Regions from separate parts of the Mus musculus genome. Here regions 2 and 3 are each linked to region 1. The links are chromatin loops, found by intact Hi-C in ENCODE. Cell type or tissue: heart. All regions are shown on one strand. Each heading gives the region's core, and the rest is flanking DNA. Links, peaks and the distances in the headings are about the cores only. Region 1 overlaps Zc3h3 (zinc finger CCCH type containing 3). Region 2 holds the start of Mroh6 (maestro heat-like repeat family member 6). Region 3 holds the start of Mafa (v-maf musculoaponeurotic fibrosarcoma oncogene family, protein A (avian)).

Evidence for each region. Hi-C counts contacts between places; a loop is a spot of excess contacts. Peaks named below come from ENCODE experiments on the same cell type or tissue, not always from the same donor. Only the 100,000 strongest peaks of a DNase experiment are listed, where the experiment ranks them.
Region 2: it touches region 1 in a loop (4-fold over the local background); 18 of 42 quality-filtered maps call a loop at or near these places.
Region 3: a loop joins it to region 1, with 2.8 times the contacts of the local background. A loop is called at or near these places in 2 of 42 quality-filtered maps.

The regions. Positions count from the first base shown.
Region 1 is chr15:75,830,306-75,840,288 of GRCm38, reverse strand. It overlaps Zc3h3 (zinc finger CCCH type containing 3), which reads left to right. Exons shown (of 12, transcript NM_172121.1): 2 at 1-1,033; 3 at 2,626-2,822. Among named protein-coding and RNA genes, the nearest start is that of Zc3h3, 6.6 kb to the left of the region's middle. In heart, for the core only: a CTCF peak has its summit at 4,614 (motif pointing right); DNase peaks (open chromatin) are centred at 4,608 and 8,238.
Region 2 is chr15:75,883,902-75,893,884 of GRCm38, reverse strand. It overlaps Mroh6 (maestro heat-like repeat family member 6), which reads left to right and starts at 5,113. Exons shown (of 14, transcript NM_001282443.2): 1 at 5,113-5,458; 2 at 5,699-5,851; 3 at 6,009-6,163; 4 at 6,767-6,884; 5 at 7,068-7,252; 6 at 7,340-7,477; 7 at 7,608-7,722; 8 at 7,807-7,950; 9 at 8,031-8,204; 10 at 8,431-8,598; 11 at 8,821-8,940; 12 at 9,129-9,231; 13 at 9,315-9,380; 14 at 9,516-9,983. The coding sequence starts at 5,162. The coding sequence ends at 9,748. It overlaps Naprt (nicotinate phosphoribosyltransferase), which reads left to right. Exons shown (of 13, transcript NM_172607.3): 2 at 38-165; 3 at 250-332; 4 at 449-579; 5 at 665-780; 6 at 1,132-1,328; 7 at 1,403-1,543; 8 at 1,838-1,922; 9 at 2,021-2,101; 10 at 2,203-2,305; 11 at 2,384-2,538; 12 at 2,629-2,736; 13 at 2,825-2,921. The coding sequence ends at 2,887. In heart, for the core only: CTCF peaks have their summits at 1,693 (motif pointing right) and 5,908; DNase peaks (open chromatin) are centred at 6,094, 6,914 and 7,394; H3K4me3 peaks cover 1,450 bases; H3K27ac peaks cover 551 bases; H3K27me3 peaks cover 8,000 bases.
Region 3 is chr15:75,743,255-75,753,237 of GRCm38, reverse strand. Mafa (v-maf musculoaponeurotic fibrosarcoma oncogene family, protein A (avian)) reads left to right here and starts at 4,917. Exons shown (of 1, transcript NM_194350.2): 1 at 4,917-7,737. The coding sequence starts at 5,316. The coding sequence ends at 6,395. In heart, for the core only: a CTCF peak has its summit at 4,689 (motif pointing right); DNase peaks (open chromatin) are centred at 4,887, 5,425 and 5,947; H3K4me3 peaks cover 2,964 bases; H3K27ac peaks cover 1,693 bases; H3K27me3 peaks cover 4,511 bases.

The DNA.
Region 1 (9,983 bases), core at 846-8,845:
AGTATGTACTGGAGAGACAGGTCCAGCTCAGTCCAGATCAGAATATGGTTATTAAGATCAAGCCACCATCAAAGTCAGGTGCCATCAATGCTTCAGGGGTCCAGCGGGGGTCCTTGGAAGGCTGTGATGACCCCTCTTGGAGTGGCCAAAGACCCCAAGGAAGTGAGGTTGAGGTCCCTGGTGGACAACTGCAGCCTGCAAGGCCAGGAAGAACCAAGGTGGGTTACAGTGTGGACGACCCCCTCTTGGTCTGCCAGAAGGAGCCTGGCAAGCCTCGGGTAGTGAAGTCTGTGGGCAGGGTGAGTGACAGCTCTCCCGAGCATCGGCGGACAGTCAGTGAAAATGAAGTGGCCCTCAGGGTACACTTCCCATCTGTCCTGCCCCATCACACTGCTGTGGCTCTGGGCAGGAAGGTAGGCCCTCATTCTACCAGCTATTCTGAACAGTTCATTGGAGACCAAAGAGCAAACACTGGCCACTCAGACCAGCCAGCTTCCTTGGGGCCAGTGGTGGCTTCAGTCAGACCAGCAACAGCCAGGCAGGTCAGGGAGGCCTCACTGCTCGTGTCCTGTCGAACCAGCAAGTTTCGGAAAAACAACTACAAATGGGTAGCTGCCTCAGAAAAGAGCCCACGGGTCGCTCGGAGAGCCCTCAGTCCCAGAACAACTCTGGAGAGCGGGAACAAGGCCACTTTGGGTACAGTTGGAAAGACAGAGAAGCCACAGCCTAAAGTTGACCCAGAGGTGAGGCCGGAGAAACTGGCCACACCATCCAAGCCTGGCCTCTCTCCCAGCAAGTACAAGTGGAAGGCTTCCAGCCCGTCTGCTTCCTCCTCTTCCTCTTTCCGTTGGCAGTCTGAGGCTGGCAGCAAGGACCATACTTCTCAGCTCTCCCCAGTCCCATCTAGGCCCACATCAGGGGACAGACCAGCAGGGGGACCCAGCAGCTTGAAGCCCCTCTTTGGAGAGTCACAGCTCTCAGCTTACAAAGTGAAGAGCCGGACCAAGATTATCCGGAGGCGGGGCAATACCAGGTGTGCTGTCTTACAGTGTCCGGTCTAGGTGGGTGGGGCAGGGCTCATGAAGCGCTTTTGGTTCCTACATTAGAGAATTTGGACTTTAGCTTTCACTCCCTTCCTGGTTTCCAGGTTGGGGAAAAAGAAGGCCCCCGTTGGGTTTATTCAGCACCACTCATGTGTGACCTAAGCCGAGAGCTTTGAGTGTGATTTTGGGTTATGCTTCATGGAGTGAGGCTAGAAGTACTGTTGTCATATAGAGATGTGTCAGGTAAAGGCCGAATGATTCAGGCGCTTACCTGGGGCCCCAGTAAGGTTGAGGAGGCAAGAGCTCTGGCACTGGTAATGCCGACAGACCCATCTTTTCTTCTCTTGATGAGAAACTAGGTTTGGGTAGTTTCCCTTCTAGGTGGGCAGGGTTCAACAACATATGGTGCCTTGCCAGGTTAGGTGCTTGGGAGCAGCACGTGGGTCTGTCCAGTGTGTAGCATTAGGTGAATGCCGAGTGGCTGTCCTGGCCGGAGCAGTGGGTTATATGTCTGAGCTGTGGGTGGTGGACTAGGGTGCTGGGCTCCGCCAGGTATGCCTGGACTTCCCCTGCTCTGTTTTTACTTGAGGGCTCTAGGTTCTAGGAAGTCAGGCTTTGTGGGGCACTCTGGCCCTGTCCAGATAGAAGGATGTACCATTTGTGCCACATGGGGTGACTGAAAGGGACGGCAGCATGGCAGTCCCAGGCTTTTCCTGCCTTGTGCTCTGTTGCCATCTTCCAAGTGAGCTGAGGTGTTAGGTGTCCAGTGCTCCAGAGGGAACAGATTGCATTTACATCCCAGCTGGCTCTTTGCTGGTGGCCAAGTGACCAGGCCAAGCTGCTGGCTTATGAGCACATATCACTGAGGTCCTGACCCTTGCGTCCTTTCAGGATACTCTGAGATGGCATCCTAGCCTAGGGTATATGGTCACGGGGTCAGAAACTTCACATCAGCCACTGATGGCAAAGGTATTGTTTGCTTACCAGGCAGGGGGCCTGCCTATGCCATAAGACAGTGTTCTTCCAAAAGACATTTACTGTCCTTGTCATAAACCCCCCTAAGGAGGTTCTTCCTGCTGTCTTAATTTGGTCTTTGGCTCTCTGTATGCTCACTTCTTCTGGCTCTGTGCTGTCTCTAGTTATCTGAGCCTGGGTGCCATGCTCACCATGCCTAGAGAATAGATTTCTTCTTGTCATACCGGTGCCTTCCTCTATTGTGCGGCTTTCAGAGGTGGAGTATTGTAGCATCCTTGAAGATGTGCTTGGGAGATGGCATGCAAGCCTGATGGCAGCTCGTTTTCAGGAATGCGGTCCTTCTCCATCACCTTTTCCTGTAGTCTCGTACTAAAATCTGTACTAAAATTCCATCTGGCTTGGAGAAGGGCTGGGGCAGGGGCAGTGGGCAGTGAGCAGGGTGCAGGGTGCATGGGGCAGGGCAGGGACAGGGACAGGGTCTGAATCCACTCTGCTCTGCTCTACTTGGAGGACATTGCAACCTGTGCTGTCTCCAGTTGATGAAGGTGCTTGGGCCTTTGTCAGTGAGCCTGTTGGTAGTTTTTTTTTTTGTGTTTTATCTTCATAGCATTCCTGGGGACAAGAAGAACAGCCCTACAACTGCCACCACCAGCAAAAACCATCTTACCCAGCGACGGAGACAGGCCCTCCGGGGGAAGAATAGCCCGGTTCTAAGGAAGACTCCCCACAAGGGTCTGATGCAGGTCAACAGGCACCGGCTCTGCTGCCTGCCGTCCAGCCGGACCCACCTCTCCACCAAGGAAGGTATGACAAGGAGGAAAGCTTAGGCACTGGCTGAGGCTGGGCTGCACTCTGCTGGGATGATAGGAACCATGTTAAGGGGGGAGGGGTATAGAACCCAAGTGAAAGGCTAGAGAGAAGGGTGGCTTGGACATGGCTGGGTTCCCCTTGGCCAGTTGAGAAGGATGGGTTAAGAGGCTTACAGCTTTGGGTGGAGAAGATGGAAAGTCTGCTAGTGTTGCCTGGCAGAGTGTGAGGAAGGGCTGTGGGCTCCTTACTGGAATTCTCTAGAATAGCATCACTTGCTTATGTCTGTGGGGTAGAGTCTATGGACTGGGACAACTGGGAACAGCAAAGATTGTCTCCTGCTGGTAGTGGCTGTTACAATGTTCCCAAGCCCCACAGGTGGCCAGGGAAGAGTGAAGGGTGAGGGGTCCTGAGTTCAGTGTGTCTACCTGTGGTGCCTTGGATGTGTTAGGGGGCTATTGAAACTGTTGGTGGCACCTCCACTACAGGTGGAAGGATGGATAGCTTCTAGTAATAGACAGATGTGATGACTGCATTGTGCCCTGGTATTTCTGTTGCAGGAAGGGCTCTGGGGAGTCTCTCTATCCACAATTCACCTGCTGACCCGCCAAGCATGTGATGGGCACCTTGGGGCCAAGAATCATTCTAGTTCCTGGGGACACTGAGCCACATTCTAGTGGAGACGAGTGGCTGCCTGAGCCCTTGTCAACAGCCGGGACAGTTGGCTTTGGGTGGTGAACAAGAAAGCAGAAGCATATAGTTATGGGCTCCGGGGAGAGTGTCAACACTAGGCAGGCATTAGGAGTCTTCCTCAGCAGACTTGAGTTAGGAGAGGAAATGGCGCTCGCTCAGCTGTGCAGGTGAAGGCACTGTGGACCACAGAGCAGGAGGAAGATCATATAGCTGTGTGCTATACAGGATCAGAGAAGGGGGTTACCCCAGTGCAAAGGGCACTAGGTAATGGGGGAAGCTCTTTTATGCCAAAGGGAGGGAATAGGTTCTGTAATTTCAGGGAAGGATAGAAGAGGGAGCCAGGAGACAGCTTGTGTTGCTGCTCTCGGGAATATCAGGTGACAAGGTTGGGCTAGCAGGCTGGAGTAGACAGTGAGTCAGGATGGCTGGCATGCAAGGCCTTGTGTGTGAGCTCAAGGGGGTATCCTCATCTAAGTAGCAAGTGAGTTGTGAAAACAGGAGATGCTGAGCCTGTCTACTCAGGTAGCGGTTCCAGAGGCCACTACTCTCGGCTACTCTAGAGAGGCAGAGATCACATGGTGGGCTGTGTACAGGAGGCAGGAGGAGATGGGAGTGACAGTGGTAATTCCTCTGGACTGGAGCCTGGATGGATTTGGCTTGCTCTAGGGACCAGCTTGTGCTTTCCCCCTTGCAAGGCTTACTGTCTGCCTCTTTCCTTGCTTGTCTAAGTATCCCAGCCTGAATGATGTTCAAAGCTCCGGCCAGTCTGTTTGATTCCCTGGGCTGGAGTTTTGCCATATTGCTGATTGGAGCTTTTCTATCTCCAAGCAGTGCAGCCCCCCAAGCTTCTGTGGCTGTTAGCGTCTCCCAGTACGTGGGGTCAGTAGATAGGGGCTGCCCCTTTAGCTAGTGCTTAGAGGCCAATCTTTCTGCTTGCCTCCAGGAAAACACTTAGCCCTAGTTCCAGAATTTTCATGGTGCCAGTACCCTGATATCCACACTTTGTGTGCCAAGGAATTGGGTTAGCCTAGCTAACCCTGGCCAGCCCCTTCTCCAGGTCCCTACTCAGCCCTACTGTGTGGCCTAGCAGCCAGTAGAGGGCGCCCTTGCCCCTCTTATCCCTCCATCCACCCTTTTCTGGTAATTGATTGCCTAATTTCCTCTTTATGTGAAAGAAAGCAGATATCAAGTAATTTGCAGCAATAACCTGCTAATGCTGGGCCAGTATCGAAACTCCCCTGTTCATTTCAAGTGGCAGATAAAACACTAATACATAATTATCCTTGCAAATTGGATTGTTTTAAATAACCAAAAGGCTACGGCCAGAAGAAAGCGATCCCATCTCCCTCGAGTTACTCTTGCAGCGTAATTGCCGCGTTCAATCAATTTCCCTGGCATTAGAAATTCCATCACAATCAACATTAAGCTTTATTCATTGTGATGGCTAAGAGCCGGGCCATTTCTCCTCTTTTTCTTAACTGGCAAAATTAATCAGGGAAAAGATTTTAAACATTTACCCGTGCGAAAGAGGTCAGCGCTGCCACTATATTGCTCAGCAGATAAGGGGGCTAATAAAAAGAAAATTGAATTACTAATGATCACCAGGAACCGAGTATATAAAACCTGGCAATCGCCAGTTCAGGAGAAGGAGAATCAATTTTCTTGGGACAAGGTGCGCTCATTTTTTATTTTGGCGCGTATTATCAGCAATTTAATTTGAGAGCGCATAAACAGGAGGAAACAGTTAGGGAATAATGAGCCTGGAGGTGTAAAGTGCCGCAGGATATATGCTGTACACAATTTATTTGGCACAACAGATAATCGCTTTAATTGAATTCAAAACTGCATTGTTCAGCAGCCATGGGGCTGCTCAGGCCTGGGGACTGAGAGTATCAGGAAGGTTCCTGTCTGATGTAGTGTCTCTCTTCTGGTCAGCCTTTGGCTATGGGGTGGGATGAGCCCCCTAGAGAGCCCTGAGGCGGTCAAGGAGGCATGTGTGCTCCGTCTGCTGCTGAGACCTGCTTGGTCTGCCTCAACGGACAACTGTTAGAAAAGGCATCTGGGGAGAGGCGTTGATGCTTTAGGGGTGTGGCAATTGGTAGTTAGCATGTGATGCTCTTCCCCTGGTCGGTGTGGGGACATGGGACCTGGGAGGCTTGGAGGGAGCTCCCAGGCTTACTAACATAAGGCATGGCCTAGGCCTAGTATGTGGCTTGGCTCTGAGCTGTGTGCATGAGTGGTTTAATCTGATATAGCACCTGCTGCTCTAGCTTAGGTAGCAGCTTAGTAACAGTCAGTCATGGGCTTCTAACCAGCAGCCTCTTGGAAGCCTCAGCTGTGTACTGTAAAGAAAGAGCCTTTGTGGGAAGAGAGGTTGTGTCATCACCTCTCCGAGGTAGGTTTAGATAGGATGACACTTCTCTTTTATCTGCCCACGGTGGATATGTGGCCATTGCCTGCCCTTTTCTTCCTATACCTATGTTAAAAGTTTGGTCTTGGGGCTTAGGTAAAAACATTACTGCTTTTGCAGGACTTGATCAAGGTCAGTTCATAACTGCTTTTTTTTTGGTTTTTGAGACAGGGTTTCTCTGTGTAGCCCTGGCTGTCCTGGAACTCACTCTGTTAACCAGGCTGGCCTCGAACTCAGAAATCCGCCTGCCTCTGCATCCCAAGTGTTGGGATTAAAGGCGTGTGCCACCACTGCCTGGCACTTACAATTGCTTATAACTTGGTCTCCAGGGGATCTGTCACCCTCTTCTGGACTCCATGCATATGCACATGCATGTACACATATGCACATATGGACATACATACAGAGATCATTTAAAATAAAATGTTTCTAGCAACAAGGCTGGGACAATGGTTTAGCAGTTAAGAGGATATACTGCTTTTCTAGAGTACTCCAGTTTGATTCCCAGCACCCAACTCAGGTGGCTCACAACTGCCAATAACTCCTGTTCTAGGGAAGTCTTGACACCCCCAGTTTCCATGGACACCCATACTCAAGTGCATGTGGGCACCACACACACACACAAACTGTTAAAAATAAAATGAATCGGCAGGGTGTGGTAGTACATGCCTTTAGTCCTAGCACTCTAGAGGTAGAGGCAGGTGAGTAGATCTCTGAGTTTAAGGTCAGTCTCTTCTACAGAGTCAGTTTTAGGACAGCCAGGGCTGTACAGAGAAACCCTGTCTTAAAAAACCAAAAATAAATAAAATGAATGAATTATGTAAAAATAAATAAACAATAAAATAAAATTTAAAAATCTTTTCAACAAACCTTGGCCTTGCCCTGGAAATCGAGCCTTCTTAGGTAAAGGATTAATTTGGTCAGTTCTGGGTTCGGGCTTGCTGGGGGCTGGGTAATAAGGACGAGGTGAATTTTCACTGTGATTTCATGCAGACTAAGGCCTCCCAGCCTCCTAGGCTTTCACGTGAGTCTCCTGGGGAGAGTTACCTACTTCCAGTACAGAGTTCTTTGGCTTGTGGCAGTTCACTGTGGTGGCTCTGTGGTATATGCTTATTACACTGTCAGTGCTCATAGGTAAGAAACTGAGTGACCACTTATTTTGGATCACTGGCATAAGTGATTGTAAGTGACAAGCCTTGTCTGCTTGTATGGCCTTGGCTTACTCCGTGAAGGTCCTCTTGTCCTGCCTGTGGTGAGCGTCTGCTGGTATGGGTGGGTGCTCATTCCCACAGGTGGTTTTTAAGGAAGTACTCAGAGCGTCTTCCCAGTATAAGCTCTGTTAGCCTCACTCACCCTGCTACAAACTGGGTAGCTCTTTTGCCATCCCCAGCCTAGGACTGGTACCAGTCGGAGGCTGGGAACCCCTCAGATGTTCAGTGTTCTCTGAGAGCTGACCCTACCCCCAGCTTCAAGCCATCCTGAAGGCAGCCTCCTCAGAGCTCTGGCCAGTCTTTCTTGGTGTCTGGGTGAGGCCTGCCTTCATACTGTGGTAGGACAGCTTCTCCATTGTCCCTCCTGGCCATATAGACAAGTGCTTTCAAGCCTGCTGGCCTGATTTTGTGTGCTTCTAGGCCCTGCCCGTCAGCTTCATTCTTTGACCCCTCGAATTCCCTGCTCTGACAGAGTTCCCAAGCAGGCTTTTTTGGTGTATATGGGTCATTTCAGAGTCATGTTTGTTGTTTTGTTTTAGCTGTTCTGGGGAAGGGGCTGCTTGCCAGGTGGTTTTGGGCATGGGAGGAAACCTATCCATATTCCTCCTATACTCACAGCTTCACACTCAGTTTGTCCACTCATCGGGCATACTGGGCCTTGATCATTCCCAAGCACACGCTCTCCCTCTGAGCTCTGGCTTCAGTTCTCTTTTTTACCTTTATTTTTAGACAGAGTGTTACTAAGTTTTTCAGTGTGGCCTTGGACTCACACTGTAACCCAGAGAGGCCTTGAATTGCGATCTGCTTCAGCTTCCTGGGTATCTGGGACTAGTTACCCTCCTTACTTAATCCTGTGAACGTTTAAAGCCTAGGATATGTATGCAGCCTAGGCTAAATATGTAGTTAAGAACGTACTCGAACCTCCTGCTTCTGCCTCCCAGTGCTGGGATTATAGGCGTGAGCCACCATCCTGACTTTCACTTCTCCTATGGCAAAGTACTGTGGGGATCTTGCCTCTGATTAAGTCTGCCTTCTCTCTGCCTAGGTTTTGTCATTTAAAAGACTGGCCAGAGCTCTGAGGAGGCTGCCTTCAGGATGGCTAGAAGCTGGGGGTAGGCTCTGCCCCTTTTTGAAAGCCTCACTCCTTCTTGGCCAGGACTTGTTCATTCATGGGCCGGATCCTACCCCTCTGAGCAAAGTCCCACCTATTCTGGCCAGACACTAGACTTGGCTCCCTCAAAGAGCCCTGCCTTTGAAGACTTTGCCCAGCCAGACAATTCTTTTCTGTGAGTAGACCCCACCCACTCTGGCTAGCCATACCTCCACACTTTTTTTTTTTTTTTTTTTTTTTTTTTTTTTGCAGTGTGGTCCTTTTCCTTCAGATATCTAGGGCCCTCTGCCTTCATTCAGGCAACTGCTTAGTGCCCGTGGTCAGCCTTACAAGCCTATCTGCTTTAAGATCACCATGGCCGGGCGTGGTGGCACACGTCTTTAATCCCAGCACTCGGGAGGCAGAGGCAGGCAGATTTCTTGAATTCGAGGCTAGCCTGGTCTACAAAGTGAGTTCCAGGGCAGACAGAGCTACACAGAGAAACCCTGTCTCAAAAAAAAAACTCAAAAAAAAAAAAATCACCATGGCATTCCCACTTCCTGCTTCATTTCTGCAGTATGTGGATTTCTGTGTTAATTGTCTGTACTGCCTCACTAGAAAGGTCCTGTATGAGCGCTCTGTCCTACTCTTGTCACATAGATGTGAGTCTCTTGGTGCAGAGCCAGAGGAAGGAAGCTTATTCCATTGCAGAAGCAGTGTTTGGGACAGGGTTCCCTTCTGCAGACTATTCTGAGTGAAGATTGTTCTCTGTAATTCTGTCACCACATGTGTTACAAGCCAATTCCTGGCTTCAACCCAAAGCTTTTATTGGTTGAGCAAGCCCTGCTGGTCAGGGGATACCTGTTTCATCTGACTTAAACTGGGTAGGGCTTGGTCAGTATGTGGGCAGAGAGGCATTCATCATAGTGTGTTTGGTTGCCCATTGAGAGCAGCACTGCCCACTGGGGAGATCTCAGGTCCTTCTAAGGCCCAGGACTCTTGGAGCATCATTACATTCAGCATCTGAGGATGAGAGTCTGAAAGGGACTGACCTGCAAGGAGAAACAACAGGCCTGCCTGTTGGGATATTATTCCTGCCCTGAACCAAGTGTTCCTGGTGGGTGGGAGCCAGTAGGGGCACGCTAGAAGGGTCCGTGACCATCCCATAACACCGGCTGGCTATAGGATGGCATTGTCTCACCACTTGTGTGACTGAGGGCAGTTGGGGAAGTCTGGGAGCAGGAGAGTTGGCAGATGAGAATGCTCACAGGCTGGCTGTATAGCAGTGGTGTGATCTGCAGTCTCTTAGGTGCCCAGTCCTCTGCTTGGCCCTGAGCCATGTGGCCTCTGGTGAGCTGACTTCCAATGGAGTTGAGCCAGAGAGCAGAGACTGGTAGCACAGTGTTAGGAGTGGCAGTTTGGTTGTGACAGCATCCTTCCTTACCTGACCTAAGCTTGGGCAGTAGCTCTTGGTGGTCTTGGCTGGCTGCCTTCTCCAATGCAGCTCAGGGCAGGGAAGCAAAGGGCTTCAGTCAGGACCCCAAGTTAGGCAGCAAGGATGCATGCTGCGTCCTCTCTGGTCATAACTGTAGCTGAGGCAGCAGATGCTATGGCAAGGGCTTTGGAAGTACGTTGGAGCCTCAGGTACTTGTTGGGGGACACAGGGTGGCTTGTTGTACCTGGTGGGGAAAGGCTCAGGGCCAGGGATCTGGGTAAGAGGCCAGGCTTGATAGACACCCTTTAATGGTGGGTGC
Region 2 (9,983 bases), core at 1,060-9,059, 53 kb before region 1:
TCCTTTCCCAGGCTACATGTGTTCTCTGTCGCTCCAGATGTGCAGTTCCTGGCTTCGGTACTACCCCCAGACACTGACCCTGCGTTCTTCGAGCACCTTCGAGCCCTTGATTGCTCTGGGGTGACCGTGCGGGCTCTGCCAGAGGGTTCCCTCGCCTTCCCTGGTGTGAGTGCCTTGTGAGCTGGGTGTGTTAGGAAGAGTGGGGTGGCCCAGGAGGTTCCACTGTGGAGCTGATCACTCGCCCCACAGGTGCCGCTTCTGCAGGTGTCCGGGCCTCTTCTTCTGGTACAGCTGCTAGAGACTCCACTGCTGTGTCTGGTCAGCTACGCTAGGTGAGCGGAGTCCCTGAGAGGTACAGGCAATAGAAGCGCTGGGGTTATCTAAGCCCTCCCACTGGGGTGGCTTTGTGACCCTCACTTGGGTTCTCATGACTTGTTACTCTCCACAGCCTCGTAGCCACCAATGCTGCTCGGCTACGCTTGATTGCAGGGCCGGATAAGAAACTACTAGAGATGGGTTTGCGGCGAGCTCAGGGTCCCGACGGGGGTTTCACGGCCTCAATTTACAGCTACCTGGGTGGTGAGGCCTGGGAGAGGCATAGGTTGGGGAAGGGGAGGTTCCATCATATTCTGAGTCCCCTAAGCCTACCTGCCTTCTCACCCAGGCTTTGACAGCAGCAGCAACACACTTGCTGGACAACTGAGAGGTGTACCGGTGGCAGGGACCCTGGCCCACTCCTTTGTCACTTCATTTTCGGGTAGTGAGGTACCCCCCGACCCGGTTAGTACTGTTTTGTTTTGTGTCAGGGTCCCATGTAGCACTGGTTGGGCTTGAATTCCCAATCCTTCTGTTTCTGTCTCAGTGTGTGCTTCCATGTTGAGCCCATTTTACTCTAGAAGACAAGATCCTAAAACCAATTCTTTTCCCAGCTGGAGTGGGCTGGGTCCTAGGGTGAACTGGGCACTGCTATATATTCAGACTGGCAGATACTGCCCTGGGCACTTGATCTAAGGCTGCACTAGAAAGCTGGCATGGAATGGTGTCACCTTTGTCCCGAGGCCGTGGCATACTGGCCACTCCTGGGCTTTCCAGTGAACTCTAGAACCATCTTTTACTGATATCTTTCTACAGATGTTGGCTCCAGCTTCTAGTGAGGGCCCCACAGTGGACCTGCCTGCCAGGGTAAATTTGTGGCTGAAGCGTGTGTGCCTCTACTTGGGGCTAGAGGAGCAGGAGCCACACCCAGGGGAGCGCGCAGCATTTGTGGCCTATGCTCTGGCCTTTCCCCGGGCTTTCCAGGGCCTGCTAGATTCCTACAGTGTACGCAGGTGAGCTGTGAGCACTCTATCAGGGTGGCCTCAGTAGAGCAACTGAGGCCCTGATCCCCTTGTTTTACATGCAGGAGTGGCCTTCCTAACTTCCTGGCAGTAGCCCTGGCACTGGGGGAGCTTGGCTACAGAGCAGTGGGTGTGAGGCTGGACAGCGGTGACCTGCTTCAGCAGGCTAAAGAGATCCGTGGCATCTTTCGAACTGCTGGTGCCCAGTGAGTTTCCCATGAGGGGCATGGCATGCCTGCTAGAAACTTCCTGTGAGAGTGAGTCCCAGAGAGATGGAACTCTCGACAAGAAAGGTCTCTCCTATAGTGAGACCATGGACCTATTTCAGGGGCAATTGAGAAAGCCCTGGAAGGGAGGGAGGAGTAGGATAGGACCACTAGGGGGCCCCTAAGCCACAGGTGGTTAAAGGCATGGCTAATAGAGACAGAAGGAGCAAGGAAAGAGGACACGGTAAATCATGAGCGCCTAAGGGTTGCTGCCTGGGAATCCATTACATACAGATTCCAGATGCCCTGGCTAGAGTCTGTTCCCATTGCAGTCAGCAACAACATTGACGAGAGTGAGCTGATGAGGCTAGCCCAGAAGGTAAGAGTGAAAGAGGTACAGGTGGTGGATCGTCTAGATGGCCCTGGCACCCTACAGGTGGCAGTGTGGCTCAGTGTCACTGTCACTTCTCCCCACAGGGCAGTGAGGTGAATGTCATTGGCATTGGCACCAGTGTGGTCACTTGTCCCAAACAGCCTTCTATGGGCTGTGTCTACAAGGTAAAGACAATGTTTGGTTCCAGGTGGGATGGAGTCTGGAAGACCATGGGGGCAGTAGGGGACAGGGGTGTAGTAGCTATCTAAACACCCTGTCATTTCAGCTGGTGTCTGTAGGAGGCCAGCCTCGAATCAAGCTGACAGAGGACCCTGAGAAGCAAACACTGCCAGGGAGCAAGGCTGCCTTCCGGTTCCTAGGCCCCGATGGTGATTTCCCACTCTCCTTCATTTATCCTTCTTCAGGTCCCCCGTCCTTTTTTGACATGTTTCTTGCCTCTTATATAGGGTCTTTGCTACTGGACCTACTGCAGTTAGCAGAAGAGCCCCCGCCCAAGGCTGGGCAGGAACTGAGGGTTTGGCCTCGGGGGACCCAGGAGCCCTGCACTGTGAAGCCAGCCCAAGTGGAGCCATTGCTGCGACTCTACCTGCAACAGGGACAGGTGACTGCTGCAGCCCTCACCTGCGCCTTCACTTCAGCTGCGCTCTGATCCGAAGCCAGTATCTCCATCTTTTCTTCCTCTTCCTCGCAGCTGTGTGAGCCACTGCCATCTCTGGATGAGTCCAGACGCTTTGCCCAGCAGTCCCTGAGCCTCCTCCGCCCTGCACATAAGCAGCTGCAGAGCCCTGCAGTGTATCCGGTAGGCCTATGGGTGGCCGGCCCTATGTGTCCTGTGTGCCCCCTGCTTTCCAGCTCCAGATGCCCATATCCCCTTCCTCTCTCTGCAGGTCGCACTGTCAGAGAAGCTTCGGGCACTGGTGGACAGTTTGAGTGCTCGAGGTCCCCTGTGAAAAAAGTCATAAATAACACGGCTCTGTTCCCACCACTTGTCAGCCATGTGTCGTTAGTTCACACATTTCTGCTACTCACTTGGGACTTCCAGGGCTGGGCTGGAGGCACAGACCCAGTGAATGGAAAAAATTAATACGAAGGAAAGGAGAGGGCATGACTGCCCCTTGGTAGGGTGGATGAGTTTATTATAGATAGATAGGAGAGCCATAGCCAGAGGCAGACACATCTGGAAGTCATGGCCCTGAACAACATGGAGTTGGGGCGGGGGGGGGGGGGGGGGAGAGCACAGAAAATACAGCATCCAGGAAGCCAAAGTTACAAAAGGAGAGCCAGTGACCCAAATACCTGGAGTATATAGGGAACAGCCTCTGGGGGAAGGGCAGCCCAGCCCCTGGGCTGGAGAGTTCCGGGTAGAGGGTGGGATATGCCAGCCATACCCTGTATGAGGTAGAGACTGGAGGATGCTTAGAGACCTGGAGGCCAGGTCTGCTTTGATATGTTAAGTAGGCATCTCCTCTGCTTGCCCTGGATTGAAACTTAACACCCAGCAGGTGGGAAGGTAGCCACTGGGCTGGGCTTAATGGAACCTCTGCGCCACAAGAAGGAGGGAGGGTTTATCTTTATCTGTGTTTTGAGGATGTTGTTATGAAAGCCCTCACCTACTACTAGAAGCAGATAGGGAGGTTCTGAGATGGGGTGTCAGAGTCTAATCATAGCCCCAGGCGCTTGTATCTGCTAAGGGCAATGTGCCTATGTCAGGCGTCCCAAGCCAGCCATCCCTGCCTGATCTATCATCTGTTATAGGCCTTGGGGGTGGGGGTGGGAGGTCTCAGTTTCTGACCCAGTAACCGAGGAAGGAGGAGGAGATTTAAAAAGCTGAGGATCCAAGGAGCTGCCTCAGCGAGGGCTGGAGCTGTCTGGGTACAGCAAGCTAGGTAAGACTCAGGAAGAATTGCTCCAGAGACAGTTGGAGTGTCTTAGGCACCCTACCATTGTTGTGAAGAGACGCCATGACCATGGCGACCAACTCTTGGCAAAGAAAGCATTTAATTGGAGGCTTTCCTATGGTTTCAGAGGTTAGTCCATGATCAATGATCATCATGGTGGGGACATACATGCAGGCACGGTAATGGTGACAGAGGGGAGAGTTCTACATTCTGAAAGAGACCCTAGCCTTGGCATGTGCTTTTGAAACCTCAAAGCCCACCCCTGTGACACACTTCCTTCAAGAAGGCCACACCTCCGGATCCTAATCTTAGAATAACACCGCTCCCTGGTGACTAAGCATTCAAATGCATGCGCCTTTGGGAGCCATTCTTATTCAAACCACCACATGGTTTGGTTCATGGCTTGGTGGGAGGCAGAGTTGGGGCTTGGGTAGCCCGAGGTATAGGAGCTGAAGAGCGTGAATGCCCACTGCTTGGAATACTTCCCCATGCACTTCCGCCTGGAGCAGTCTGTCAGACTAGTTCATCTAGCTTCCCTGGCTTAGCGCTGGGCAGTGCCTATAGTGTGGTTGGGTGGAGAGCGGGGATTTAGGGTAGAGGTTGGGCCAGCCCTGGGGAGCATGAACCTGGAAAGGAAGACAACCGGGCGAACAGTATACATACACACTGCCTACGCAGACACAGGGAAGACAGTCTCAGAGAAGGAGGGGCTGGACAGACAGGGCATGAGACATACCACCTCGGGACTGGCAAGGATGCAGAGGAGCCCGCATCAACAATAGTGGGCACTTGCAAATGTATTTAGGAGGCATCACCAGCCTCACCTCATTTGCTCCACACCCCAAGTGTTTCAAGTTCAGGGAGAATGACAGTACCTGACCACGCCCGTTCCTAGGATATTTGGCTATGTGGTCTAGCCCAGCCCCTGACCCTACTGGGGCTTCCTCAGAAGGATCTAAAACTGCCCTGGACCCCTCCCCCAGGCAAGAGGGGGATGGGCAGTTGGGTTAAAGACCTTTCTCTCCTCCACGATAGTCCATGATCTCCATGGACACTGGTGGGCAGGGCCAGACTATGCAGTGGCCATGTCCCACTTGGCTCCAGCAGCCTGGGCAGACACCCTTCACAAGTCCATGCTAGGATATCTCTGTGATTGAACAGCCAATCACTGGCACATGCTCAGACTCGCATGTACCTACGTCTATGCCCACGCCACCACGCCTGTCTGTAGGCCCGCCTGTGGGCCCGCCCGGGGCCTGATTCTAGGTCAGGTCTGGACACAACTTCACTGGAAGAGTGGTGGCAGGTGCCGCTGGTAGGAACACTATGGCTGGGGGTGTGTGGGGTCGGGGCCGGGACGGCCGGGACGGCCCTGTGGGCTCCCTAACTCTGACAGCTCTAGCGGAAGGAATCCGGGCTAGCCAGGGGCAGCCTGTGGGACCCTCTTCTACAGGCCCTCAGTCTGATCCCCAGGAGCTTGGGCCCGAGCCTGAGCCCTATATTCAAACACTCACCCCTGCCTTTGAGGCCCAGCCTGGGAATGAAGTGGTTGCCCCCACAGCTGGTAGTGAGATCTATTCCCCACACAATGCCCAGGAGCCAGCCCCCGAGAGACCGTACCAGGTGAGTAAGAGGGCAGATGCTGGATGATGCAAAGTTTGGCTGTTCACTTGGGCACTAGAAAGACAAGAAGTACGGGGGGGGGGGGGGCATTGAGGAGTCCTGAGGGTAAACGGATGGAAAAGATCATACGGGAGGAAGGTTTGTCGCCATCTGAGGGATGGGAAGACTGGAGGACTAGGGAGGATAGTTGAGATCGGCTTGGGGACTTCAGAAACTCCACGTTTCATTCTTCCATCATAGGCTTCCCAGTATTCCTGGGAGGAAGGAACCCTTGCAGACCTTGCGTTGTATACAGCTGCCTGTCTGGAGGAGGCTGGCTATGCCGGGACCCAGGCAACAGCGCTCACTCTGTCCTCAGCCCTGGAAGCCCGGGGGCAGCGGCTGGAGGACCAGGTTAGCATCCCCATCCAGAGAATCCTGCAAGCCTCCCTTCAACCTCGACCACACTCCCCCTAAAGGCTGCTCTGAGTGTAGGGAGGTGCGGTGCTGGCAAGAGTTTCCTTTTGAGGTCCTGGGGCTCTAACTACTGACGTTTGTTCCTTTTACCCAGGTCCACGGTCTGGTGCGTGGGCTGCTGGCACAGGTCCCTAGCCTGGCAGAGGGGAGACCCCGGAGGGCAGCCCTACGGGTGCTGAGCGCACTGGCTCTGGAGCATGCGCAGGACGTGGTGTGTGCGCTGCTACCCAGTTCGCTACCCCCGGACCGGTAACCCTCCCCGCCCAGCCGCGCTGCGCTGCCCCACGCGGCTTCCTTCCCCCTTCCCGCTTGATAGCTTGGTCATAGGATCTGGTTCCTGCAGCACCGGGCAGTAAGGGAATAGGGCCCCGGAAATCCCTTCCCCTAGACTTTTGCTGGTGTTACACCACCATACCTGGGTTTAGTTTAACTCTGACACTCTCCTCTCTCTCTCTCTCTTCTCCTTTCCCTCCATCCCCTGCTTTTTACCTGAAGATGTGGGCGGCATAAGTAAGCACGGTGGCTTGATCACCTAGAAGCCTCTGGCTCTTCGGGTCATTTACCCCAATATTTATTTTTGGTTAATTCTTTACAATAATTTTAAAAATTAAAAAAAATAATGTTAGGTCTGTTTCCCAGTAGCTGACACAACGGGGCTCACAGTGTAGTCCAGAGGGCTGCTGATCTCTGGGGCTGGCTCTGTTGTCGTCTGCGTTTGTCTTCTCTGGGATATGGGATGGTGGAAGGGTAAAGGATGGTTTGCTTCTGGAGCCTTTTCCTAGAGGTCGCCGTGGTGGGCTTTCCTGAGGATTCTTTGCAACTCCTCTTCACTACATGGCCCCTCACCCCTAGGGCAGCCTCTGAGCTGTGGCGAAGCCTAAGCCGGAATCAGCGAGTAAACGGGCAGGTGTTGGTGCAACTGCTGTGGGCACTGAAGGGTGTGGCGGCTCCCGAGTCTGAGGCCCTGGCAGTAAGTGGCTTCAGCAAGAGCCATCAGGGGGCGTGGCCTACACATAGGGGCGTGGTCTGGCCACAAGCAGCCAAAGAGTAACCACTTACGGTAGGACTAGCTCCAGAGTTACACTTGTCTGGGATATCCTGTACACATCCAAAAATTGTCAGAATTCCAAGGGTGGGCTCACTTGATCTACAGGCCACTCGCGCTCTTGGAGAGATGTTGGCCGTCTCTGGCTGCGTGGGAGCCACTCGAGGCTTCTACCCTCACCTGCTGTTAGCACTGGTCACACAGCTGCATGAGCTGGCTCAAGGTGCTCATTCCCCCGACAGCCCTAAGGTTTGGGAGCCTTCCCACCGAGGGCCACCTCACAGCCACGCCAGGTGAGAGAAGGTACCCTGGGATACGTGAGTGGTGGGACAGGCCTCCCTTGCCCTCACTGCCCACTGCACAACTGTTCGCACCTCCAGCTGCACAGTGGAGGCCTTAAAGGCCCTGCTCACAGGGGATGGTGGCCGAATGGTGGTCACATGTATGGAGCAAGCAGGAGGCTGGAGGAGACTGGTAGGAGCCCACACACACCTGGAGGGTGTCCTGCTGCTGGCCAGGTGAGGAGGCAACCCAGGACAGTACAACAGGAGAAGGCTCCCTGCTAGCCAGGTGCGATGGTGGCATGGGGGAGGAGGTGGGGATGAGCCCTTCCAAGCGGAAGAAGAACTCCCCTTTCCCCTACTTCAGTGCCATGGTGGCACATGCTGATCACCATCTCCGAGGCCTTTTTGCGGACTTGCTCCCTCGGCTACGAAGTGCCAACAACCCGCAACGCCTCACCGCTATGGCCTTCTTTACTGGGGTGAGCCTGCTTCCCAGAACGGTAGTGAGTGGTGACTTCCTGCTCAGACACAGAGATATGCTGACTCCGTGCCCCTTTGCTTAGCTGTTACAGAGTCAGTCTACTGCACGTCTCTTACGTGAGGAAGTCATCCTGGAGCGCCTTCGAACTTGGCAGGGTGACCCAGAGCCCACCGTGCGCTGGCTAGGCCTACTTGCCCTTGGCAACCTTGCAATGAATCGTGGGAAGGTGCCGACCTGGAAGATGCCGGGAGAGGTGGACGCTAGGTAGAGTCTGGAAAGGTCCAGCCACAAGTCCTGTCTTTACAGATAAGGCATGTGAACATGTTGCTGCCAGTACTCCTAAGAGCACTGGGCGAAGGTGATGTGCGGCTCGTGGGCGCTGCACTTGGCGCACTGCGGAGACTACTGCTGCAGCCCGGAGCACCCGTGAGACTCCTCAGCTCCGAGCTTCGACCACGTCTCCCACCGCTACTGGACGATGTGAGCAAAATCCTGCCCTGTGGTCCCACTGCATCCCCGTTGGAATTGTCCACAGACACTCACTCCTACCCACGGGCTCTGCCTATGTTCCCCGCTCAGTTGCCTGTGGACCTGCCACCAGATTAAGGCCTAATTTGCAGCCCTGATCAGGCCTCGTCCCTCCTTACTCTGCACTGATCTTTCCCACTCTTGCTTCCTTGAGCTCTGACTATATTTTTCCACGAAGGCTCGCGACTCGGTCCGCGCTTCGGCAGTGGGACTCCTTGGAACACTGGTGCGGCGGGGCCAGCGGGGGCTCCGGCTGGGGCTTCGGGGACCCCTGCGGAAACTGGTGCTGCAGAGTCTGGTGCCCCTGTTGCTGCGCCTACATGACTCGAGTCAGGACGCTGCTGAGGTCAGTCTTCTGTCCCATATCTGACTCATCCAATACCTTTCCTACCCCGTGGCCTCTCTGAAGATTTCAGGCTAGCGACAAGAATCTCAAGGACCTTTAGGTCCAGGTCTTCGCTTGGGCACCTCACCCTGGGCTCTGCCAACCTTTTCTGGCCACCTTCCCTTTCTTTCCACCACTTGCCATCTCCTGGACACCCAACCCTGCTTGCTTTCTCCATTCCAGAGCTCTGAGTGGACACTAGCCCGCTGCGATCAGGCCCTTCGATGGGGCCTGCTGGAGGAGATGGTAACTGTGGCTCACTACGACAGCCCTGAGGCTCTCAGCCGCGTCTGCCACCGCCTGGTTAGTAGAGAAAGCACCAGGGTATAGTCAGCCGCTTGCTTGCCCAAGGAGTCTATAGTCCACTCTCCCTCAAAACAGAGTCTCTACCTGAGCTAAACATGACCACTGGTCCACACAGCCTTTGTTCATGTTACCTGCTCCATGAAGGACTGGTACTTCCATCCTGTCACAAGCATTTGTGTTCCTAGGTTCAGCGATATCCAAGCCATGTTCAATACTTCCTGAGTCAGACCCAGGGTTACCTGCGGAGCCCACAGGATACCTTGCGTAGGGCAGCCACTGTGCTAATAGGTGAGGCCAACTTACTCACTTAGGGCTCTGAGAGCTGGGCCAACCTTTTCTAGGGCTGGGCCAGACCTCTCAATTTTGTACAGGTTTCCTGGTCTATCATACGAGGCCCAAAGGAATCAGTCAGGACCTGTTGGACTCTCTGTTCCAGGGTGAGAACCAGATTTAACATGGGGTAGAGTGCTGGAGAGGTGGAGGGTTCTGGGGAGGAGTCGATAGGACAGAATGGGTGAGGGTGGACCCCGGGCTCCTTTTTCCCACGCAGCCTGAGTTGCCCCTTTGTGTAGACCTAGGACAGCTGCAGGGCGACCCGGAGTCTGCGGTTTCCTCGGCAGCGCACGTGTCTGCCCAGCAGGTGGCGCTGCTTGCCCGGGCGCAGGTCCAGACACGCAGCCCCAACCTCTTCCGCTTCATCCGCCGCCACCATTCATACCCTCCAAGGCCCCATCCACTCTATGACGATAGTCCGTTCCTACGCCGGAGCCTTGCAGGCCGATGGAGCTGTCTTGAACCTCATTGAGCCAGGCCCGGTATCCAGATTTGTGGGCGCTATCAACGCTGTCGCCAGCCCCCACTATAGCAGATCTGCAGAAGAGACCTTACTTGAAGGGTCGCTGTGGGCCTGGTGCTGGCCACTGGTGCCCCTCGCCCTGTAACTATTTTCTATGGGCCCACGACGTGAAAACTGCGTTGCGGATGGCACATTCTACCTCAAGTGCCTTTTATAGTCTTGGTCTATTTATTCTTTGCCAGGC
Region 3 (9,983 bases), core at 718-8,717, 87 kb after region 1:
CTCAGAGGTAGAATGTGGGGAGCTAAGTCCACCAAAATGAAGTACCGTCTATACCACAGCCATCCAGTGCCATTGGGCCTACAGGGTCATCCCTGCATCTTCCTTCTCATGCTCTGGGGAGGATCAGTGTTTCTGGTCTCCCTCTTCTTCCTGGGTAGGGGGTATAGAAATAAGCAGAGCTGCAGGGTACCACTCACCTGTTCCATGCTCCCACCTCTTGCCCTATGGCTGATGATCCACAGGCTGGCAGAGGGACACACACGGCTGACTTCTCAGGCTAGGGTCCTTGAGCATTCTAGTTTCATAGATAGGTTCCAAGCGAGCACACCCTCACCCTTTGTGCTCACTTCCCTAGTGAGCATCACTGTAGGTAGGAGTCCTGAGTAGACCAGTGGGTACCTATACTCACCAAGTACTGACATAGCCAGAGACAGCCATGGTAGGTGCTGCTCTTCTGGCTGTAACTCACCTTTGTGCCCAGCACTTAGCCTATAGACCATGCTGCCTTGTCTAGAGGGGCTCCACCTCACCAGATCAATGTGCAGCTAATCCCTAACACACTCCAAGTCCCAAGGAACTACATGCCACACTGGTATATATGAGCAGCCGCCAGTGTCAGGGCCTGCTGGACAGAGCCAATGCAGCAGGAATTCCTGTGCTCCAAAACTGGGTCCCTGAGGCTAGCAGAACTGCCTCCCCCACCCCCAACCCCCAGTTGAGGAGCCTCCCAGCTATACTGGTCAGAGCACCCTAGGGTAAGAGAATATGCCCAGAGGTGTATTTGTAGAATTCTGCTTCTGTGTGCCTAGAAGAAGCCATGGAAACCAGGGATGGTGAATATGGTATGTGTGGAGGTGGCGGGGGGTGGGGGACTGGGGTGGGGGTGGGGGTGGGGTCAGGAGATAGGACATGTCACTGGCTGCTACCTTGGGGCTGGCAGTGGGCCTCATGGTTGGGCCTACTACTCCCCAACTGGCCCCCCTTTATGGAGTGTGCACCCACTAATGGTGCCTGGATTATAGGCAGGAATGGGGATAAGGATGGGACAGAGCGATGGCCAAGCCAAGGACTCTCATCAGAAGCCCAGGATGCTGCCTTCCATCTTTTGCTTGAGATGGAATCTTTCCTTGGCCTCTAACTTCACCATGTCGTTCAGGCCAGTTGGCCTGCAAGTTACAGGGATCTCCTCTCTCCAGTGTCCATCTGCCCATAGCCGGGATTACAAGCATTATCATCACACATACACGGGTTCCAACATTCAAACTCGGGTCTTCATGCTTACAAGACAAGCACTTAGCTGCCTGAGCCATCTCCACAGTCCAGTCTATCTTTTTAAATATAAATGATCCCAAGTAAGCCTTTTTATCTTAGCTGCCGTAGAACTCTGCAGCCTCCACCTGGAAAACACAGAGACTATTTTTGTTGTTTTGAGACCAAGGCCTGGTTTATCCCAGTCTGCTCTTGAACTCACTATGTAGCTGAGGGTGACCTTGAACTTCTGACCTCTTACCTCCACATCCTGAGAGCTGGGATTCGAGGCCTCTGCCAGCATGCCCAGCTTTGAGGTGCTGGAGATCAAACCCCGGGGACTTTGTGTATGACAGACAAGCAACTAAGCCATATCTCTAACCTGAGACAGAAGTTTAGAACTTTCCGACCTGGCATGGTGGTACATAACTGTAACACCCTCCCACCCCCCCCACCCCCCACCCCCACCCCGCATTCAGCAAAGAGAAGGAAGATTACCTTCAGTTCAAAGCTCTATTGTGCTGCATAGTGAGGCCCTTTCTAACAAGGGGCACCGTGTAGTTTCGGCTCTGTGTAATCTGACACTCACTGTCTCCCCCAGTGGCCAGGTCCCCATGAATGAAATAAAACATGACAGCTCATACTCGCACACAGCACAGTTCTTTCTGATGGCTGATGTTCTACTGCCATGGAAGCTAGATCAGCTTTGCCTGTGACTCGTGCCCTGTACAATGACCACACCCAGCTGGTGCCATCCAGTAGTTTTGTTGGAGCTACTGAGCTGAGTATCTGGTACACTGAGCCCAAAGCAAGCCAATAGCAAGCAGCAGCATTGGGTAGTCTCTCGGGAGGTAGGTGGTACTGGTTGTTGGGGGGGGTGGCATGATGGGCACCCCAATGTCTCCATCACTTCTCACAGCCCAGTTCTCCGCTCCCCAGAGCCCTTGGGAAATCCCTGAGCCACACATGGCCTCTCAGGCTCCTCAACATCCCCTTGATCCAGCTGCTCTGCCACTCTGCCAAGCAGTCCCTACCAGTCCAGGCTCCTCCACCCCCCCCCCCCGCCCTGCTTTCAGGGATCACCCTTCCCTCCCCTCACTCACTTCTGAGGCTCCCCTGTCTCTTCTGCTCGCCCCACTCTTCACTCAGCCAACCCAGCAGCTATCAGCCAACAGCAAGTCGGCAACTGTCCTGGAGTCTAAAAAATACCCTGTCCTAGATGAACCACAGCTCACTGCAGCCTGGGAAATGTCACCAGAAGCCCCTGTTGGGCCCTGCCTATGTTCCTGACCGGATACCCTGAAACAGTTGAGGGAACGTGTTCTTTTTGAGGTGCTAAGTTTGTGATGGCATACGCCGGGAGGGAATCAAAATATCTTTTCTTTTTCTGCCTTTCTTTTCTTTTCTTTTCTTTTCTTTTCTTTTCTTTTCTTTTCTCTTCTCTTCTCTTCTCTTCTTTTGTTTTCTTTTCTTCTTTTGTTTTCTTTTCTTCTTTTCTTTTCTTTCCTTTCCTCTTCTCTTCTCTTCTCTTCTTTTCTTATCTTTTCTTTTCTTTTTATCTTCGAGATGGGTTTCTCTGTGTAGCCCTGGCTGTCTTGGAGCTCGCTCTGTAGATCAGGCTGGCCTTGAACTCAGAAATCTGCATGCCCCTGTTTCCCAAGTACTGGGATTAAAGGTATATGCCACCACACCCACACCAGGAGTGGAGTCCAGAGAAGGCAGACTGCCCAATCTCATCATCTCACTCTGTACCCTTTTTAGTAAGCCCAAGGCCACATGGGATGCTGTGCCCAGACATGTAGCTCATCCTTAAGTCCCAGAGCTTCTGGGGCTCAGGCTGAGTGTCCTAGTCTAATGCCTTTGCCAGGCTACAGGAGACATAGAGAACTGAAACACTGGCTCTCCTGGTGAGACCTCGTGCTCTAACTCAAAGGCTCCCCTTTGGCCACAGGTGGATCTGATATAGGTTACCTTGGACAAGGCCAGTTGCTTTTCACGGCCTCCTTTCCTCATCCGTAGAATGGGCATGATTACACTGATGGCTGTGGCTACCACCTCAGCACTGTAGAGTCCCAAAGATAGACATTCCAATGGCTCCCCGAAGTCTCCTTTGGAACAGGCTGAGGGGAGAGTTTTGTAGGGGTTTCCTCATGCTTTTTTTGTTTGTTTGTTTGTTTCTGAAGACCAAGCCTGCACAGATGAATATGAAGGTGAGGAGTGTCTGGACACTGAGGGAAGGAGCTGGGAGCTATTTGCTCCTAGCTGCCAGGCATCCCCTGTGAAATAGCAGGCACCTGTAGAGGGAGTAGGCAAAGCCCTTGGCACCATGACATCCTGGATAGGTATCCTGTGAATACCCTTTCAAACTTTTTCCACCTTGTGCACAAATGGTTTATATTTAAGAATCGATTGATTGATTGATTGATTGATTGACTGATTGATTGATTTTTAGTTTTTCGAGGCAAGATTTCTCTGTGCAGACTTGGCTGTCCTGGGACTTGCTCTGTAGACCAGGCTGGCCTTGAACTCCCAGAAATCTTCCTGTCTTGGGAGAGCTGGGGCTAAAGGCCTGCACCACCATTGCCCGTCTATTATTTTTAATAGTCAACGGCATATAAGATTATAGATAACAGAGAGGAGAAAACCGCACTCTGGGTCACATCCAGCTGTTGTTCGTGAATGCACGCCCTTTCTATCTTCGGTTGGGATCTGGAATTCTGGAGGAGGGAGGGGAGGGGAGGGTGTCACAGAACTCACATCTTGTCACCCACCCTCCCTGTTGTCCTTGTGGCTTTCTTTTGCTCGGAAGCGGCCTCCTACTAGGTGTGTAGAGACATTCAGCAAGTGTGACGGTGGCAATCTGCTTGCCACTTGTCACTCCAACTTGCCCCCACCCAGCAAGGCTCCTCCAAACCGCCCTGGTGGGCAGCTGGGTCTGAGATTCCTTGTGGGCATTTCTGCAGGCGTCCAGACCCATCAGCCCCATGAATTCAATTCAGAGAAATGGGTTCTCTACGCAGGGAGTACCCGAGACCTGCTCCTCTAGCCCCGTGGTGGCCACAGGCGTCTGTCCCACTCCACCTACCACAACGCTCAGAGGCCTGCGGTTCCACCGTGCATCCCGCCGCCCGAGGTGCCAGCAACTTTGTTGACTGAATTCCTGAACCCATCCCAACCACAGGATAAAAATAGCTGGCGCTCCCGGGCAGCTCGGGAGTCACCGGTGTCAGGATAGTTAGAGGTCCCCATTCTGGAGACTCCAGGCCACTTGGGCCTGGTGCGGGACACAGCCAGCTAGACCACCTAATGGATCTGAGACACCGAAGGAGTACCCTGGACGAGGGCCTCCTCAGCTTCCCTGCACTCTCTGGCTTTACGATCCTGGAACCTCAGAATCTGCCACTTGGTCTCGCGCCCTCTGCTGTGCAGTCCCATGCGGCGGCCACCAGGGGGCCCTGCCCACTCCTCTTGCCGACGGCCCTTCCCCACCCCTTCCCACAGCTGTTTCCCGCAGGAGATTGACAGCTGGGCTCCGGGTTGCCATGGGGATAGGCAAATGAGGGCGGCAGGTCTGGGGCTCCGATTGGCCCGGGGGCGTCGGCCCCCACCTGGGGAGGCGGGCCCAGAAGCGCGTCTCTATAAAGGCTTGTGCGGCTCTGCGCCGGGCCGAGGGAGGCGGGGCCGGCCGGCAGCGCGGGTGGGGCGCGGGGCGGGGCCGGGCGGGAGAGCCCGGAGCGCGGCTGAGCCCGGGGCGCGGCCTCTGCACCCTCCAGGCCAGGACCGCGGAGGAACAGAAGGAGGAGGAGGGCAGGATTGGGGGCCCTGCGCCCGCTCGTAGCGGGCCGGGGGGCCACCCGAGAGGCCTGGCCGGCGGCGTCCCCTGAGCACAGCCCAGAGTTGACAGCAGGAAACTTTTGCTGCTGCGCCCTTCGGCGGCGCGACCAGAGCCTGAGCCCACCGCGGCCCGGGGGGGAGCTAGGGGGAGAGAGGCCCGCGGCTCCCCCCACGCTCCCCCGCCGCCCGTCGGGGCGCGGCCGGGCGCGGCGGCGGGGCTGGGGCCCCGGGCGATGGCCGCGGAGCTGGCGATGGGCGCAGAGCTGCCCAGCAGCCCACTGGCCATCGAGTACGTCAACGACTTCGACCTGATGAAGTTCGAGGTGAAGAAGGAGCCGCCCGAGGCCGAGCGCTTCTGCCACCGCCTGCCGCCCGGCTCGCTGTCCTCGACGCCCCTCAGCACGCCCTGCTCCTCGGTGCCCTCTTCGCCCAGCTTCTGCGCACCCAGCCCGGGCACAGGCGGCGGCGCGGGCGGCGGGGGCAGCGCGGCTCAGGCCGGGGGCGCCCCGGGGCCGCCGAGTGGAGGCCCCGGCACTGTCGGGGGCGCCTCAGGAAAAGCGGTGCTGGAGGATCTGTACTGGATGAGCGGGTACCAGCACCACCTGAACCCCGAGGCGCTCAACCTGACGCCGGAGGACGCGGTGGAGGCGCTCATCGGCAGCGGCCACCACGGCGCGCACCACGGCGCGCATCACCCGGCGGCTGCTGCGGCCTATGAGGCCTTCCGGGGTCAGAGCTTCGCGGGCGGCGGCGGCGCGGACGACATGGGTGCCGGCCACCACCACGGCGCACACCACACTGCCCACCATCATCACTCTGCCCACCATCACCATCACCACCATCACCACCACGGAGGCTCTGGCCACCACGGCGGAGGCGCGGGTCACGGCGGAGGCGGCGCAGGCCACCACGTGCGCTTGGAGGAGCGCTTCTCCGACGACCAGCTGGTATCCATGTCCGTGCGGGAGCTGAACCGGCAGCTCCGCGGCTTCAGCAAGGAGGAGGTCATCCGACTGAAACAGAAGCGGCGCACGCTCAAGAACCGCGGCTACGCGCAGTCGTGCCGCTTCAAGCGGGTGCAGCAGCGGCACATTCTGGAGAGCGAGAAGTGCCAGCTCCAGAGCCAGGTGGAGCAGCTGAAGCTGGAGGTGGGGCGTCTGGCCAAGGAGCGGGACCTGTACAAGGAGAAATACGAGAAGTTGGCGGGCCGGGGCGGCCCCGGGGGCGCGGGCGGGGCCGGCTTCCCTCGGGAGCCCTCGCCAGCGCAGGCTGGCCCCGGGGCGGCCAAAGGCGCACCCGACTTCTTTCTGTGAGTGCCGGACCCTGGGCCTCGCCACGGCCGGGGACAAGTTTGCGCAGGCCGCCCCGGTCTCGGTTCAGACTCTGAGGCCCGGGACGCGCGCTCCGGCGGTGCAGCCGCAGCTGCCGGGGTCCTCCTGTCCGCCCTGCGCACCCCGCCGCCAAGCCCCAGCTCCAGGTACCTACCGCGGTGCGCCTCTCCCGCCGGGCCCCGGTCCGAGCGTCTTCGGGGTCGCCGGCTAGACTTTGCCGGGGTCCCTCGGCGCCCCGGGAACGGTGATTGCTTAGGGAAGTCCGAGCCAGGTCTGACTTCCTCGGCAGCGTCCACTTGTACAGACGTGGAGCGCAGTTCTGCGTCCCAACCTCCGCCCAGCCGCAGCGGGGCCGCGCCGCCACCAGCTCCCGGTAGCCTCCGCCGGCCCCGCGCTCCTCTGTCGTCTTTCTTTCTGCCTCCGTTTACTTGCTCTGTTTTTACTCCTCCTCCTCCTTTTTAAAGCAGTCATATTTTCGCAACATTAATATTTATTTTGCTTGGTAATTAGAAAACCCGGAGGAACCCCCTGGTCCCCGTGCGCCCTCGGAGGTCGGCGAGTGCCCGCATGTGCCCTCCTCGCTCATTCGCTCTGAGGGGTCCGGCCCTGCCTGCCTTCCAGCCCGCTTGTCCCCACCCTGTTCGCTGCTCCCTGTAGAGGAAGCCGAGGAACTTACCTGCGTGTTGGTCCCACTGTCCTGCTATACTCGACTGGGGGAGGGGGGTGGGGGGTGGCCGTGCTCAGCCGGGTTGGGGCTGGCCCGGACTCCCGCGCTGCTATTTCTCTATGCACCAGATCGTATTTATGACTCTTGGGGAAATATATCTTATTTTAACCTTCCAGAGAAGCGAAAGAATTTAAAAAGTAATGCACAGTTCTAGAAGAAAAAATTTTTAAAGAGGAGGCTTAGGCCTGAACCTCCTGGCATGGGCGGGTGGAAAAGTGTTTTTATTTAATTTAAATTGTGTTTCGTTTGTGGAATCTTGTTTAAAGCTTGGTCGCTTTTTTGGACTAGCCGGAAGAGAGGCCCGGTGGAGGGTGTTATAAGCTGGGCGTATCTGCGCCGGCTGAGATCTGGTTTTCTGAGGCTTGGCCCCGGTGCTCTGAGGCTCCGAGGCTCCTTCCCCTTCCGTCCTCTGCTGCTCCCAGGTGGCTCTCACTGAGTCTTCTGAACAGGACGCTAGACAAATCGTTGGGAAAGAAATTTTGTGTTGTTGGTTTTTGTTGTGTTCTCTCTCTCTCTCTCTCACTCACTCACTCATTTGTTACGAAACTGAGGAAAGAAAAAACATTAAAAAAAAATAAATGTTTAGATCCAAAAGTCATTGGAACCTGGCTGTTGTGTCTGTGGCTTTCGTTCTTGTATTCGTTTCTCTTGGAATAGAAAAATATGAAAGTCTCTGGATTGGGTTTTACGGGAACTGGTATGTCCAGATAGGCAAGAGCAGGAAGGAACTGACCAGGAGGCAGTGTCTGTCAGTTAACCAAGACAGCATTCTGTGGCTGGCCTTGGAGCACCAACGAGGCAGGGCAGGGCAGAGGCTCCAGGCAGCCTTGGTGGTGACTCCAAGTGCATTGCAGTTGTATCCTGGTGGCCCAAACAGTCCCAGCCATTCTTGGCAGCTGTGCCTCCCCGAGGGGTGGCCCAGCTCCTGTTCTCCAAAGGATGCAAACCCAACGTGGGTAGTAAGAGATCTCTGAAAAATCTCACCCTGCTCTCTGGGCCGCTGCAAACTTTTAAATGACAGTTCCCTCTCTCCATCAGAGTAGAGTGTAAAGTTCCAAATTTGGCAAGTGTGGAGTCAGCCAGGTTCCTGCCTAGACTTGGAAAAAATCGAAAGGTCTATGTCAGTTCCACAAGGAGCCGTGGGCTTGAGAGAATCGCCTGAGTTTGAGTCTCAACTCCAGGCCAGAGAAAAGCAGGCCACCTTTGTCCCCTGATCCTACTGCCTTAGAATAAATCCAGGGGACAGCCCTGTAGGACCTTAGGCTGGGAGCAAATGTTCCAGTCTTTTTTTGGGGGGTGGGGGGAGAAAATGTTGGAAAGAGAAGAAACTGGGGGTTGAACTAGAAGAACTAACTTGGTGCAAGGAGAGACCTGCAGACTCCAGCCAGTCTTGCTGGGGAAGTTCACAACAAATGTATTCCTGAGAAGGGATCTAAATTGAGGGAACCTTGGCTGTTGTGGCCCAATGACAGGTCCTGGTTAAGAGTAGAAGAGTCAGGACATCTGTGTTGCCCCTCCATTACACAGAGCCTCTACAGATCCCTTCTCTGCTAGAGGACGTACAGACAGGTCCAGGCTGAGTGACATCCATTGGATTTCTTTCGGGGAGAGGTGGCAATAGCTGTGTCCACCCTACCTGCTCAGCACACTGGCCTCTTGACCTCTCAGCATCCAGTACTCCAAGGCATCCTTTGTCCCCTTTGAGCATCTGGGACTCTGCTATAACGCTGCTGGGTGTGGTACTCGGGGAGCGGGGCACAGGATGCTGCTGTGAGCTTAGGGTTGCCCCATGATCCTGCCCTATTTGTGAGGGACTAGATCTGAGTTCACTCACCTTCTCTTCGCCTCTCTCTTTACCCTGCCTTTCCTCTAGGACTACTGAGGCATGCAAATGAACATGGAGTTCAAAGATGGTCTTTTCTAGAAGTCTTTTGGGGAACCCTGAAACCCAGGGGAGAAGCTTCCTATGGCTTTTCCTTGTCCTGTGCAGGGAAGGAAGTCCTGACCTGTGCACAAGGGCATGGGCACACTTACACAAAGCCCCGCTGCCACCTATTTCTTTTCTGAGACAGGATTTCTCTGTGTAGCCTTGGCTGTCCTGGATTAGAGATTCACCTGCCTCTGCCTCCCAAGTGCTGGGACTAAGGCGGGAATCATCATACTCAGTTTAGGGCTTCCATTGTCTCAGTGTGTTCTTGAGGAACTTACTGAGGGTGGAAGGGCTTCAGGCAAGCGGTTTTCTAGCGTGGAGGTTAAGGTGAGCTGCCAGGGACATCAAAGAGCCTATTTAAGGTGGGTTTGAGAATCACCCACAAGGGGTGGGTTGGGGTGGGGAGATAGATACCTCACTGACAAGGCTGCCTGAGGACAAGATCTGCTTCACCTATATACCCACACCCTGCACCCAAGCAATGCCCCCCACACTCTTCCACCTGCCTCCTCTGGACCAGTGGGGACTAAAATGACTGACAACAGGTATAGCATGAGAGCATAGCTGTGACCTGGAGGAAGGTTTGGGGCTGCCTCACCTCTTCCTGTGGTCTACGAAGATCTCACACAACACAGCATAGACCCCAGAAGACTAACTTCACAGTAAAGTCTGCAAACTTGGATCCGGCAGTCTTAGTGCTTCAGGTAGCTCTCTCCTGGCCCTGCCGCTAATTCTAGGCAGCCCACTTACAACCTCCAGAGCTGCTACTTGCGGATCCCCGCCCCCACCTCTGCTACAGCTTGGTGCTGCTCTGCTCTCCTCCACTCTGTCCTCTGCACACCAAAGCCCTGAAGTCCCCCCCCCCAACCCCCGCCCATCTCTTTTTTATAGATAGCTCTAAGGCTGGGGCAAG